Linked DNA regions of Homo sapiens: region 2 is linked to region 1. The links are chromatin contacts, found by Hi-C or POLR2A ChIA-PET in ENCODE. All regions are on one chromosome and are shown on one strand. Each heading gives the region's core, a stretch centred on a gene start or an enhancer-like site at or near the end of the contact. The rest is flanking DNA. Distances are from core to core; before and after follow the strand shown. Region 1 has its middle 8.7 kb from the start of SERPINB9. Region 2 holds the start of LOC101927759 (a long non-coding RNA gene).

Region 1 (6,034 bases), core at 1,092-3,591:
ATTATCCAAGGTTTCTCCCCATGGGATAGTCTGAAATATGGCTTCATGGGAAGGGAAAGACCTGACCGTCCCCCAGCCCGACACCCGTAAAGGGTCTGTGCTGAGGAGGATTAGTAAAAGAGGAAGGAATGCCTCTTGCAGTTGAGACAAGAGGAAAGCATCTGTCTCCTGCCCGTCCCTGGGCAATGGAATGTCTCGGTATAAAACCCGATTGTACGTTCCGTCTACTGAGATAGGGAAAAACTACCTTAGGGCTGGAGGTGGGACATGCGGGCAGCAATACTGCTTTGTAAAGCATTGAGATGTTTATGTGGATGCGTATCTAAAGCACAGCACTTGATTCTTTACCTTGTCTATGATGCAAAGACCTTTGTTCACGTGTTTGTCTGCTGACCCTCTCCCCACTATTGTCTTGTGACCCTGACACATCCTCCTCTCTCAGAAACACCCAGGAATGATCAATAAATACAAAGGGAACTCAGAAGCCGGCGGGATCCTCCATATGCTGAATGCTGGTCCCCTGGGTGCCCTTATTTCTTTCTCTATACTTTGTCTCCGTGTCTTTTTCTTTTCCAAGTCTCTCGTTCCACCTAACGAGAAACACCCACAGGTGTGGAGGGGCGACCCACCCCTTCAACCTGGTAGAATTTGTTTGAGCCTCATGTATTGCATTATGGAAGGGTTTTTCTGGACTGTGAGTACACGTTTAAGTAAATAAAAGCTACTCACATTTAAAGCCTCAGTTTAATGAACAGATTTTTTATTTACAAAAACTATTCTGTCAGTAATGGGGGTTTATGAGACAGAGGGAGGTTTCAGGCTGTGCTTGGAGAGAGTGCTTAAAAGGCAGTTAAGATGGTAGTGTAGAAGCTAAAGGGGGATTGTGAAGCCAGGCAGTAGCAGGGATGACTCAGAAAGGGGGCGAATGTAAGAGGCCTTGAGAGGAAACCAGTCCAGCACCCAGAGGTGAGATGGGGGAGGAGGCCCTGATGGCTGAGCCTTGTGCTGCATGCTGGAAGACGGGGTTTAAGGAGGAGACGCAGATTTGGGCGCAGGAGAATGGACATATTGAAATTGACATCAGAAGAGGGTTATCAAAAAATAAACAAGGGAGATGTAATTTAGAAGCAATATTAAAGATTAAAATTAGACCAGGCCCAGTGGCTCACACCTGTAATCCTAACACTTTGGGAGGCCAAGGCAGGTGGATCACTTGAGGTCAGGAGTTCAAGACCAGCCTGGCCAATATGGTGAAACCCCATGTCTACTAAAAATACAAAAATTAGCCAGGCGTGGTGGCATGCGCCTGTAATCCCAGCTACTCAGGAGGCTGAGGCAGGAGAATGGCTTGAACCCAGGAAATGGAGGTTGCAGTGAGCCAAGATCGCACCACTGCACTCCAGCCTGGGCAACAGACTGAGATTCTGTCTCAAAAAAAAAATAATAAATAAAAATTATAATTACACAAGTGCAATTCTAAGTACATGTGATGGCAGCAGAATTGTGTGTATTCTCTACTCTTCTGTAGTTCCTCTTTTATTTTCCTTTTCATTGATTCTGAGTACTACTTACTAAAACGTGTTTTTTTCTCCAAAGTCTGTCAGCGATTCTAAGATATATTCACTTCAATGGGAAGTGACTGGAAGTCTTGGTGAACGTCGTTATCTTTGTTTAAACAAAGTGCCTGGTAATATTAAACAGCAATGCCAACTTCGAACATTGCCCTCTTACTTCCCCTAAAGAGGGACCTCCAAATGAATCTCTACACAAAAAATTAGGTAGGGTCCTATAACGAAATGCTTTAATTGTCTAGCGCAGGGTTTCTCAACTGACGTATTGCTGATGTGTGAAGCCAGATCATTCTTTGCACTGGGTGCTGTCCTGTGCAGTGCAGGACATTCAGCAGCATCCCTGGCCTCCACCCCCTCCATGCCAGGCACACCTACCCCTCAATGATGATAACCAAAAATGTCTCCAGACATTGCCAAATGTCCTCCAGGCCGGGGCACAGTTGCCCCCTAGGTGAGAACCATGGGTCTGGCAGATTTATTCATGCTAGGAAGCCTTGATAACAGGAGGAAAACAGAACAGAAAAAAAAAAAAAATGAGTCTTCAGGTTTAAATCTAACCTGGCCCCAGGGAACACAAGAAAGAGCAGACATAAAACTGAAAATGTTTCACCAGTAATTTTACAGAAGTTCTCCAGGTAACACTGTGATTTAAATGTCAAGCCACAGTGAAAATTAAGGTTGTTCCTCTATCACCGGCCCTTCCACCAGAAGCTGGAAGAAACAGCTGCAGGGGGATCTTCAGCTGAGGTCTGTGGATGCAGTTCGAGAGGTCAGCCAGACACCACTAATGTGACTTGCACAACATTGCACAGGTGGTAACACGCCGAGACACTTCCCCAGATCATCAAAGAAACCTGAGACTCAGAAAGGTTAAGGACTGCTTCCCTAAAGCAGTGCCCACTACCTCATTTGTACATATGGTTCCCATCATCCATTTTGGGGCAGTCAGAATATATTTGCCCTCTAAGCTCCAGAAGATATACATTCTCATTTGTGTTTTTTTCTTTTTTCACGTATTCATTATCATCCACTAAAAATAACCCATTTTATGGAAGGTTCATTTACAGCTGCAATTCTATTTTAAACACATTTAGCAAAAGTTTAAAACAAAAAATTGAAATTGTCTTTTTGTGGAATAGAATTGTAGCTTTACCTTATCAAAGATGCAATTTTGCTGTGATTTATGGATGCTTTTGTCTAGAGAAAATAACTTCATCACTTGATTTCTCCCACAAACACTACAGGAGATTCCCCATCCTGCACAGTTCACCTTTCTATCCATTTCTGCCATGTGCTATCATGAGGTCCTTCCTGCCACCTACAGGCCACCCCAGCTTTTACCGGCTGATGTGAAGGTATGAAAAGGCCCCTCTGTGGAAGCACAGGAGAAAAACATGCCATCATTCTCCCCATGTGATAGGTACATTTCCACCTGTCCCTATGAGCACCATGGCCATGGCAGAGGAGATGCTCAGGGGCAAGAAAAACATATTTCATGAGTTGCTCTCATCACCCTCCTCCTTAATAAACTGCTGGCAAAAGTGCCATCTGGGCAGGGCGCAGTGGCTCACGTCTGTAATCCCAGCACTTTGGGAGGCTGAGGCGGGTGGATCACTTGAGGTCAGGAGTTCGAGACCAGCCTGGCCAACATGGTGAAATCCTGTCTCTACTAAAAATACAAAAAATTAGCCAGGCGTGGTGGCACACACCTGTAATCCCAGCTACTCAGGACGCTAAGGCAGGAGAATCACTTGAATCCAGGAGGTGCAGGTTGCAGTGAGCCGAGATTGCACCACTGCACTCCAGCCTGGGTGAAAGAGTGAGACTGTCTCCAAAAAAAAAAAAAAAAAAAAAAAAAAAGTGCCATCTGCACCTGAATTCATCCACCAGGGAAGGTCTGGATCAGAAGCACATCAACCAAGCCCTCTATGGCCACCTAGTCGTCAGTCCCCAGTCAGTGAACACTGGGGTGTAGCCAGCAGAATAATGCCCCTTGCCAAAGATGTCTTACCTCCTAATCCCCAAAACCAGTGACTGTCTTACATGGCAAAAGAGATTTTGCCGATGTGGTCCCTCTAGTTAAGAATCTTGAGATGGGAGACGTGCTGGTTATCTGGTATTATGTTCATTTTAAATGTTATTGTAATCAGGTTCTTCTGGCCTGTGTGCTCAGATCAAAGCCAGGTTTCCCAATGACCCGGTAGCCAATTTGCAATGCTTAAATATGGTTTATTGCCAGAGACTCACACATACCCAATCAATCGAGCAAACATTCACAATACAATTATTTTTTTCATTGTTTCTTTTCCTGTGAGTGATGGGAATGACATGATACAATTACTAAAGGCAGTAATGAGCGGAATGGCAAACCCAGGCTGTGGCTGAGGAGGCCAGCACAGCAGACACTCCTCTCACACAGAGCCTCTGGGCAGCCCGTCTCACCGGGAGGAGGCACTTTTTTTTTTCTATTATAAGTTTTAGGGTACATGTGCACAACATGCAGGTTAGTTACATATGTATACATGTGCCATGTTGGTGTGCTGCACCCAGTAACTCGTCATTTAACATTAAGTATATCTCCTAATGCTATCCCTCCCCCCTCCCCCCACCCCACAACAGTCCCCAGAGTGTGATGTCTCCTACAGGCAGGAATTCTCAAGGTGCCTCTGACAGTGTCAGTTCCTTGCTGGTTTTATGGTTTTCCCCAGGTGTGTCCGTCATCATCATCTCAGCCACCTTTTGGCTCCATTTTCTATCGGTTCCTTTTGGGTCTCAAGTGGTACATGCCACAGCAAATGTAATCTCATCTCTTATACATATGTTTATCGCCTTAAAGAAAAACAACTTTACTATGAGCTCAGGCTCAGTCTAGTACACATACGCTTACCACTTTAAGGAGTAAACAACTTCACTGTGGGCTTCATGCCACTTGAAAACCAAAAAGTATCTGAGGCAAGTCTGGATCAATTTAGAGGTTTATTTTGCCAAGGTTAAGGGCATGCCGATGACACGGCCTCAGGAGGTCCTGAGAACAGGTGCCCAAGGTCAGGACACAGCTTGGTTTTATACATTTTAGGGAGACATGAGACATCAATCAATACGTGTAAGATGTACTTTGGTTTGGAAAGGCAGGACAACTGGAAGCAGGGGCTTCCAGGTCATAGGCAAACCCAGAGGTTTTCTGAATCAATAGAAAGGAATGTCTGGATGATGATAAGGGGTTGTGGACACCAAGCTTTTATCATGCAGGTGAAGCCTCCAGGTAGCAGGTGTGAGACATAATAAACCGTAAATGTTTCTTATCAGACTTAAAGAGTCTGCTCTATCAGTAATTCCAAAACGGAAGACTGCATAATGAGGCATGTCCGGCTCCCCTTCCCATCATGGCCTGAACTAGTTTGCAAGTTAGCTTTGGGCCTTTACCGAGAGGACGGGTCCATATAGAGGACTGAGGGCTTAGAATTTTATTTTTGGTTTACACACATAACACAAGCCACTCCATTTTTAGACATTAGGATCACAAATCATTCTTATAGATCATCTGGGTGGGCTCAGTGTGATCACAGGTCCTCATGAGAGAGGGAGGAGGGCCACAGCCAGAGGAGACGTGAGGACAGAGGCAGAGGTCAGGGTGATGCGGAGCCACAAGCCATGGAACACAGGCGGCCTCTAGGAGCTGGAAAAGGCCAGGAAGCAGATTCTCCCCGGAGCCTTGGGAGGAATCAACCCAGCTGACCCGTTTTGGAGTTCTGACTTCAGAGCTGTACGGTGTAAAGCTCGGTTGTTTTCAGCCATTTGAGGTTTGAGGTAATTTGTGATGGCAGCAATAGGAAACGAATACACTGGCTTAGTCACAGAGTAGCCAATATGGGGCCTCAGCAACAGGACTGCTGCAGGGCTCACAGGCACCCTCAGAGACCAGCTGGCTGTACCCGCCCCTAGTGCAAACAGGCACCGCCCTAAGTTCTTTATGTGCCTCTCAGCTAACCCTCACTATCACACACCGAGGCCCTGCAGTAAGTACCCACCAAGATGAGGAGACTGAGTTTGTTCCCGATCTCCTAGGTGGTTGGTGTCAATGAAGTCAGGGTTGGAAACTGTGATTTGATTCCACAGCCTGCATCCTTGATCATTCCATAAAATCCCGATTGCTGCTAGCTCCTTCCCAATTTGGTGTCACTAATATAATTTGTAACCACTGTTCTGTGAATAAAGAATGTAATTCTCTGTAAATAAAAACTACATTTTTTTTTTTTTTTTTTGAGACAGCCTCACTCTGTCACCCAGGCTGGAGTGCAGTGGCGCAATCTCAGCTCACTGCAACCTCTGCCTCCCGGGCTCAAGTGATTCTCCTGCCTCAGCCTCCCAAGTAGCTGTGATTACAGGCATGCACCACCAGGCCCGGCTAATTTTTGTATCTTTAGTAGAGATGGGGTTTCAACATCTTGTTCGGGCTGGTTTTG
Region 2 (6,034 bases), core at 3,010-5,509, 120 kb after region 1:
GTCATCATATCCTCCTCTTTTCCCTTTTCCTCCTCCTCCTTGTCATCACTACTGAGGACAGCACTGCTGGCTGTGCCCAGGGGCCCTTCTTCCTCAACGCCCCCAGCACCACCCAAAGTCCCCCTCTGTGGAATCGGAGCACTGAGTGTGTTGGCCTCAGGGACACTGAAGGAAGCCGCCCGCCCGTCCTCTCAGCCTTGGAGTCTGTTCAACCATTATCATTCAAACCACCTTCCATCAAAGGTTTGAATACAATGAGCAGCTGCTCCTGCATTCCTCCAGGACACAGGTTCACCAGCTGGGTGTCTGTCAAAGACAATGAGCCTCCGAGTTGGTCCAAACTTGACTCTCCTTGAAGGTCTTCTCTGGCCATCCTCAAAATCCACAGGATGAAATGTGTTCGATGAGGACAACTCACTCGTGTCGCGGCGTTTGGATGGGCTGCGGCGTGGCCGCTTCTGCCGTAGAGACGGAGCCTTCCTGTGGTTCGCGCACTTCCTTCCTGAAGCCTCATATTTCCCATTCCGTTGATACTTGGCCACCTCAACCTGCAACGTGCAGTTTCCAGTGTCATCTTCATCCAAATGCATGAATGCAAGATCCACAGCTTCCCTCTTCCAATGATCGCACAGCCTGTCTCCTTTAAGATGTCCTTGGTTATCTCTGTAAAACTTGACCTTAAGTTCTTCTGTCTGGGGATCGCTCATAATAATGCCAAATGGACAGGCGTGTGAATGCCTCCACGGTAACGACCAGAGGCAAACCGGCACATACACGTTTGTATTTCTCCTTCTTCAGCATGAAGCCTTCCTTTTTCTCCCCTCTTTGTGGGATCAGTGGGTTTGGGGTTTTTCTTGGTGGCAGAGCAGCGCCGTCACCGAGCAGCCGTCGCTGGCCTGATATGCAGCGGTGAAGTCTTCACTGGTTTCTCTTCTGCTCCTGTGTGCTTGCAGAAACCGGGCTGGCTCTTGATTGGGATTGTAGGCTGCAGAGGCTGGGGAAGGGCAGACAGCCTCGGGAGACACGCCGGAAAGGGCGGCTCCCTCGTGCTCCTCAGTGACTCAGGGTTTTGGCCACATAGCTCCCCTCCTCCACCCTCGCTCAGCAGGCTGCATCCGGGGCGGGGCTGGCAGGCAAAGAGGCTGTGTCACAGCCCTTCAGAGCCTCAAGCTGGGGTCCCTAGGGTTTCTGGACCTCAGATCACTGTGAGGCAGGAGGTCCTCCACCCTCCCTCCGGCAACTCTGAAGTATGGGAAGGTGCGTTCTCGAACTGCCGAGGGGCCTGTTCCTGTGTGGGTTGAGAGGATGGGAAGTTGCTGAAATCCAACCTCTCTGAGAGCCGGTGCTGTCACCTTGGCCTGAGTATGCTGAAGACATTAATTCCGGTTCCCAAGCAAAACTGTTAGCAATTCGAGGGCTGGGCTCTTGCCTATGTCTCATCTCCTGTTAGTACCGGGCACCCTGATACATTTTCTGCCGGTTTTTAAGAATTTTTTTTTGAGACGGAGTTTCACTCTTGTTGCCCAGGCTGGAGTGCAATGGCGCGATCTCGGCTCACCTCGACTTCCACCTCCCTGGTTCAAGCGATTCTCCTGCCTCAGCCTCCCGAGTAGCTGGAATTACAGGCATGCGCCACCATGCCCGGCTAATTTTGTATTTTTAGTAGAGACAGGGTTTCTCCATGTTGGTCAGGCTGAACTCACCCGACCTCAGGTGATCTGCCTGCCTTGGCTTCCCAAAGTGCTGGGATTACAGGCATGAGCCACCGCGCCCGGCCGGTTTTTAAGATCTTATTGCTGAAAAACTTAAAATAAAAAATAAATTCAGTATCAGCAGGGCAGCAGGAATTGCCATTAAAAAAAAAAAAAGAAAATTGGAAATGACTGCAGCCAGGTGTGTGTGATTGGGCCCCGCGACCTTTTTCTTAGGCAAACAGGGCTTTGTGGATGCAGAAAGACTTCTTTGGTTGTGTAGTTTGTCTCAGAGCCTCTCGTGGGTGGAGCCTGGTAAAAAGAGGAAAGAGACTCATGTTGCTCAATGTGAGGAAGCACCAGGAATTTTGGAGAAGTTCCCAGCAGCTCAGGAGAGTGGCTGGTGCCTTGTCCCAGGGGAGAGGGAAATAAGCACAGGCCTATTTCTTTCTCAAGACGGAAAAACCGAGCCCCAGAAAATGGCGATAAGATGGGGATGCAGGAAAAAGCTAGCTAATGAACAGTTCAGCAGTGGGCACCGTGTGGGAACCTCTCCTAAGCCGCCCTCCCTCTGATGGATGCATGCTCAAGTGATTTCGTTGGCCCTTAAAGGAAAGTGTTATTCCATCCTGTAATCCTAGCACTTTAAAAGGAGGCCGAGGTGGGAGGATCACCTGAGGTCAGGAGTTCACGACCAGCCTGGCCAACATGGTGAAACCCCGTCTCTACTAAAAAATACAAAAATTGGCCGGGTGTGGTGGCATATGCCTATAGTCCCAGCTACTTGGGAGGCTGAGGCAGGAGAATCACTTGAACCCGGGAGGTGGAGGTTGCAGTGAGGTGAGATCGTGCCATTGCACTCCAGCCTGGCCACAGAGCGAGACTCCATCTCAAAAAAAAAAAAAAAAAAAGACATCTGCCCAAGGGTCATAGCTGTAGAGGGGCAGATGTGGTTTGAACCCAGGGCGTCTGGTTCCTCTCTGGAAGCAACCAAAGTGCCTGTGATTGGGGTAGTGACAAAGCACTCTGAGCCGCTGCATGGCAGATGCTGTGAAGAGTCATCTTTGCCTGTCCCATATCTATTCCCATTTTTTCTGATTGTAACACCTTGTTTTTTTGTGTGTGGTGGGGGAACCATGCCCTTTCAACCAAGCTATGTGGTGTTCATAAGGGTAGCCCCTCCTCCGACCCCAGGAGTGGCAGTTCACAGCCCTGACTGATCACAGTGTTCCGTGGCCTAGCTGTAACCACCCCAGGGAGTGAGACTGAACTCAGGGGTTCATTGGACCTATCAGGAAAGAGAGACCTTTCTTGTTTCTGGACTTGGAGCTGTGATGAAGTAAGTGGGTCAGGGGCCAACACATAGACAGCGTTGGCCTACAAATGCAGCCCAGGCAGAGGACGGTGCAGCCAAGCCACACAGAGAGACAACTTCCTAGTGACACGCTGTGAACTCCTGCATCCACCCCTGCCTGAACTGGAGCTTTTCCTCTTCAGCTCTTCAGTTATGTGAGGCAAGATGTTGCCTTTTTTGCTTAATGCTGTGAGTTGAGTGTACAGCAGTTACAATCAAAGAATCCTAAATAATGCTGCAAGCATGGTGACTATCTACATGGGAATATGCAGTACTCCAGTGAAGACAAAACATAAATTAATTTTGGAATCTGATGACCATAATCTAAAAACATTCATAGAGGTATATAAAAATTATAACAAAATTTAAAGTAGCATATCTCCTCATGAAGCAGGTTAAGTGTATACACAAAGAAGGAGGAGGAAAAGGTGAGAAAGAATCTGCCCTTGTGGGGAAGTGACAGAGGCAGAAGAGGCTGATGCAGTCCTGCATCCAGGCCCAGCTCTGCCAGCAGCTGAGTACCCCTGAACAAGCTCCCCCACCTCTTCGGGCCTCACTTTCCCCATCTATGAAAGAAAGGGAGTCTAGCTTCCATAGCTGCCCCAGCTGATACGCAAGGTGCCAGTGTGTCCTCAGTCCTGTCAGGAGAAACCTTCCCCACTAGAATCCCAGGAGGAGCTTGAAATCCTGTCTGGGATCCTGACGGCCCAGGTGCTGACCCTGCCTCGGGTTGTGTCTGCTAAGAAGTCTGATTTCTGCTCATCTCTCCCCATTTCTTTCTTCCCATAAAGTGGGCTGATGCGCTGGAACGTCGATGCAGCCAGTGATGTGTTTGATGAGAATGTATTGAGAGTAAAGCTGCCCAGAATCCAAGTGTGTGTCATCTGAACTCTTGAATCATGGATGGAAGGTATGTCCTCTGTTGATGTCTCGCAGCCTGAGCTGACAATCTGTAAGAAGGTTTTGTTATCTTCATGTTACAGATGGTGAACCGAAACTTACAGAGCTCAAGTCACTTGACCAGGCTCCACCCCTACAAGAGGCAGCACGCAAACTAAAAACCAGGCGGCCTTTTCCAAAGCTTGTGCTCTGCTCCACTGCTGGAAGGAACCCTTCGGGGAATTGAAGCAGCACTGAACAAAGGCCATTTTTAAGAAGCGACACCAGAAACCTAAGGCGGGGTCCCCGGCTCAACAAGGATCTCATGTTTTGTGGGTCAGAGATTCTTGTGTCGTGTCTGGGTGAGGTCAAAAACCATGCAGAGACTTTCACTTCCTGTTCTGTGGCAGACAAGACATCTGAAAAGCTCTCCTGCAGCAACACTTCTAGATGCCAAGTAAATCACAGCAAGTGCACTTTTAAATGTGTTACTAAGATCATAAAAATGAAGGAAAATGCCCAAGCATATCCCCAACCCCTCACCCCACAACCACCACCACCACAATAAACAAGTTGCTGACAGTGGATTGGCAAGCGAGAGTGGAACCTTAGGCTGCGTTGGCATCAAATACTAATAACCAAGCAAAAGGGAGCAAGACCAGGCCTGGGGGCTGTGCCATTGAGAGGTGACCGCGTGCTGGCAGTCCTCACAGCCCTCGTTCGCTCTCGGCGCCTGCTCTGCCTGGGCTCCCACTTCGGCGGCACTTGAGGAGCCCTTCAGCCCGCCGCTGCACTGTGGGAGCCCCTTTCTGGGCTGGCCAAGGCCGGAGCCGGCTCCCTCAGCTTGCAGGGAGGTGTGCAGAGAGAGGCGCGAGCGGGAACCGGGGCTGCGCGCGACGCTTGCGGGGCAGCTGGAGTTCCGGGTGGGCGTGGGCTTGGCGGGCCCCGCACTCAGAGCAGCCGGGCGGCCCTGTCGGCCCCGGGCAATAAGGGCTTAGCACCCGGGCCAGCGGCTGCGGAGGATGTACTGGGTCCCCCAGCAGTGCCAGCCCACGGGCGCTGCGCTCGATTTCTCGCCGGGCTTTAGCTGCCTTCCCGCGGGGCAGGGCTCGGGACCTGCAGCCCGCCATGCCTGAGCCTCCCCCACTCTCCGTGAGCTACTGGGCAGCCCAAGCCTCCCCCAAGAGCGCCGCCTCCTGCTCCAGGCGCCCAGTCCCATCAACCACCCAAGGGCTGAGAAGTGCAGGCACAGGGCGCGGGACTGGCAGGCAGCTCCACCTGGGTGAAGCCAGCTGGGCTCCTGAGTGTGGTGGGGACGTGGAGAACCTTTATGTCTAGCTCAGGGATTGTAAACACACCAATTGGCACTCTGTATCTACCTCAAAGTTTGTAAACACACCAATCAGCACCCTGTGTCTAGCTCAGGGTTTGTGAATGCACCAATCCACACTCTGTATCTAGCTATTCTGGTGGGGCCTTGGAGAACCTTTATGTCTAGCTCAGGGATTGTAAACGCACCAATCAGCACCCTGTCAAAACAGACCACTTGGCTCTACCAATCAGCAGGATGTGGGTGGGGCCAGATAAGAGTATAAAAGCAGGCTGCCCTAGCCAGCAATAGCAACGAAGTCGGATTTGTTTCCATGCTGTGACGGTTTTGTTTTTTTGCTTATTGTAATAGCTTTTGCTGTTGTACTCTTTTCTGGTCTACACTGCGTTTATGAGTTGTAACAGTCGTCACAAAGGCCTGCAGCTTTCACTTTCTGCCTCAGCCAGCGAGACTGCAAACCCACCAAAAAAAAAACTTAACTGTCACACCCACCCTAAGGGTCTGCAGCTGGGTTTTTGAAATCAGACCAAGAACCCACCAATTCAGAACCCACCAATTCGGGACACACCATGTGGGCAGCTGAATCAAGACTTTGTGGAGGAGCTCCAAAGTGGGTAGAAAAGTACGTTCACCCTTACAGGGAGACTGGCAGGCAGCCTTTTTCCTTCTCGGTAGAAAAATAAACTCCTGTTCCATAGAGTTTGGATTTGGAATTTATTGTATCCACAACCAGCAGTCAGCAAAATACAAAATGATCCCAAGTGATAAAAACCTTAAGTA

Evidence for each region. A loop is a pair of places that touch in the nucleus more often than their neighbours do. ChIA-PET counts read pairs that join two places held with the same protein, here RNA polymerase II (POLR2A). Pooled maps may share reads with other maps.
Region 2: a loop to region 1 is called in a pooled map, with 2.0 times the contacts of the local background. The contact joins two enhancer-like sites. A Hi-C loop is called at or near these places in 1 of 50 pooled maps. POLR2A ChIA-PET finds 5 or more read pairs at or near these places in 3 of 52 experiments (HEK293, K562 and activated CD4-positive, alpha-beta T cell).

Annotation. Positions count from the first base shown.
Region 1 is chr6:2,908,995-2,915,028 of GRCh38, forward strand. No RefSeq gene overlaps it. Among named protein-coding and RNA genes, the nearest start is that of SERPINB9, 8.7 kb to the left of the region's middle. RefSeq lists an enhancer at 1-436. Within about 2 kb of position 2,342, at least 3 of the 41 ENCODE cell types and tissues checked have a DNase peak (open chromatin) inside an H3K27ac peak, as active enhancers do.
Region 2 is chr6:3,022,917-3,028,950 of GRCh38, forward strand. LOC101927759 (a long non-coding RNA gene) reads left to right here and starts at 1,147. Exons shown (of 3, transcript NR_152848.1): 1 at 1,147-1,257; 2 at 3,837-3,955; 3 at 4,029-4,518. It also overlaps the pseudogene HTATSF1P2. RefSeq lists enhancers at 321-1,520, 2,964-3,073, 4,042-4,201 and a silencer at 2,559-2,853. Within about 2 kb of position 4,260, at least 11 of the 41 ENCODE cell types and tissues checked have a DNase peak (open chromatin) inside an H3K27ac peak, as active enhancers do.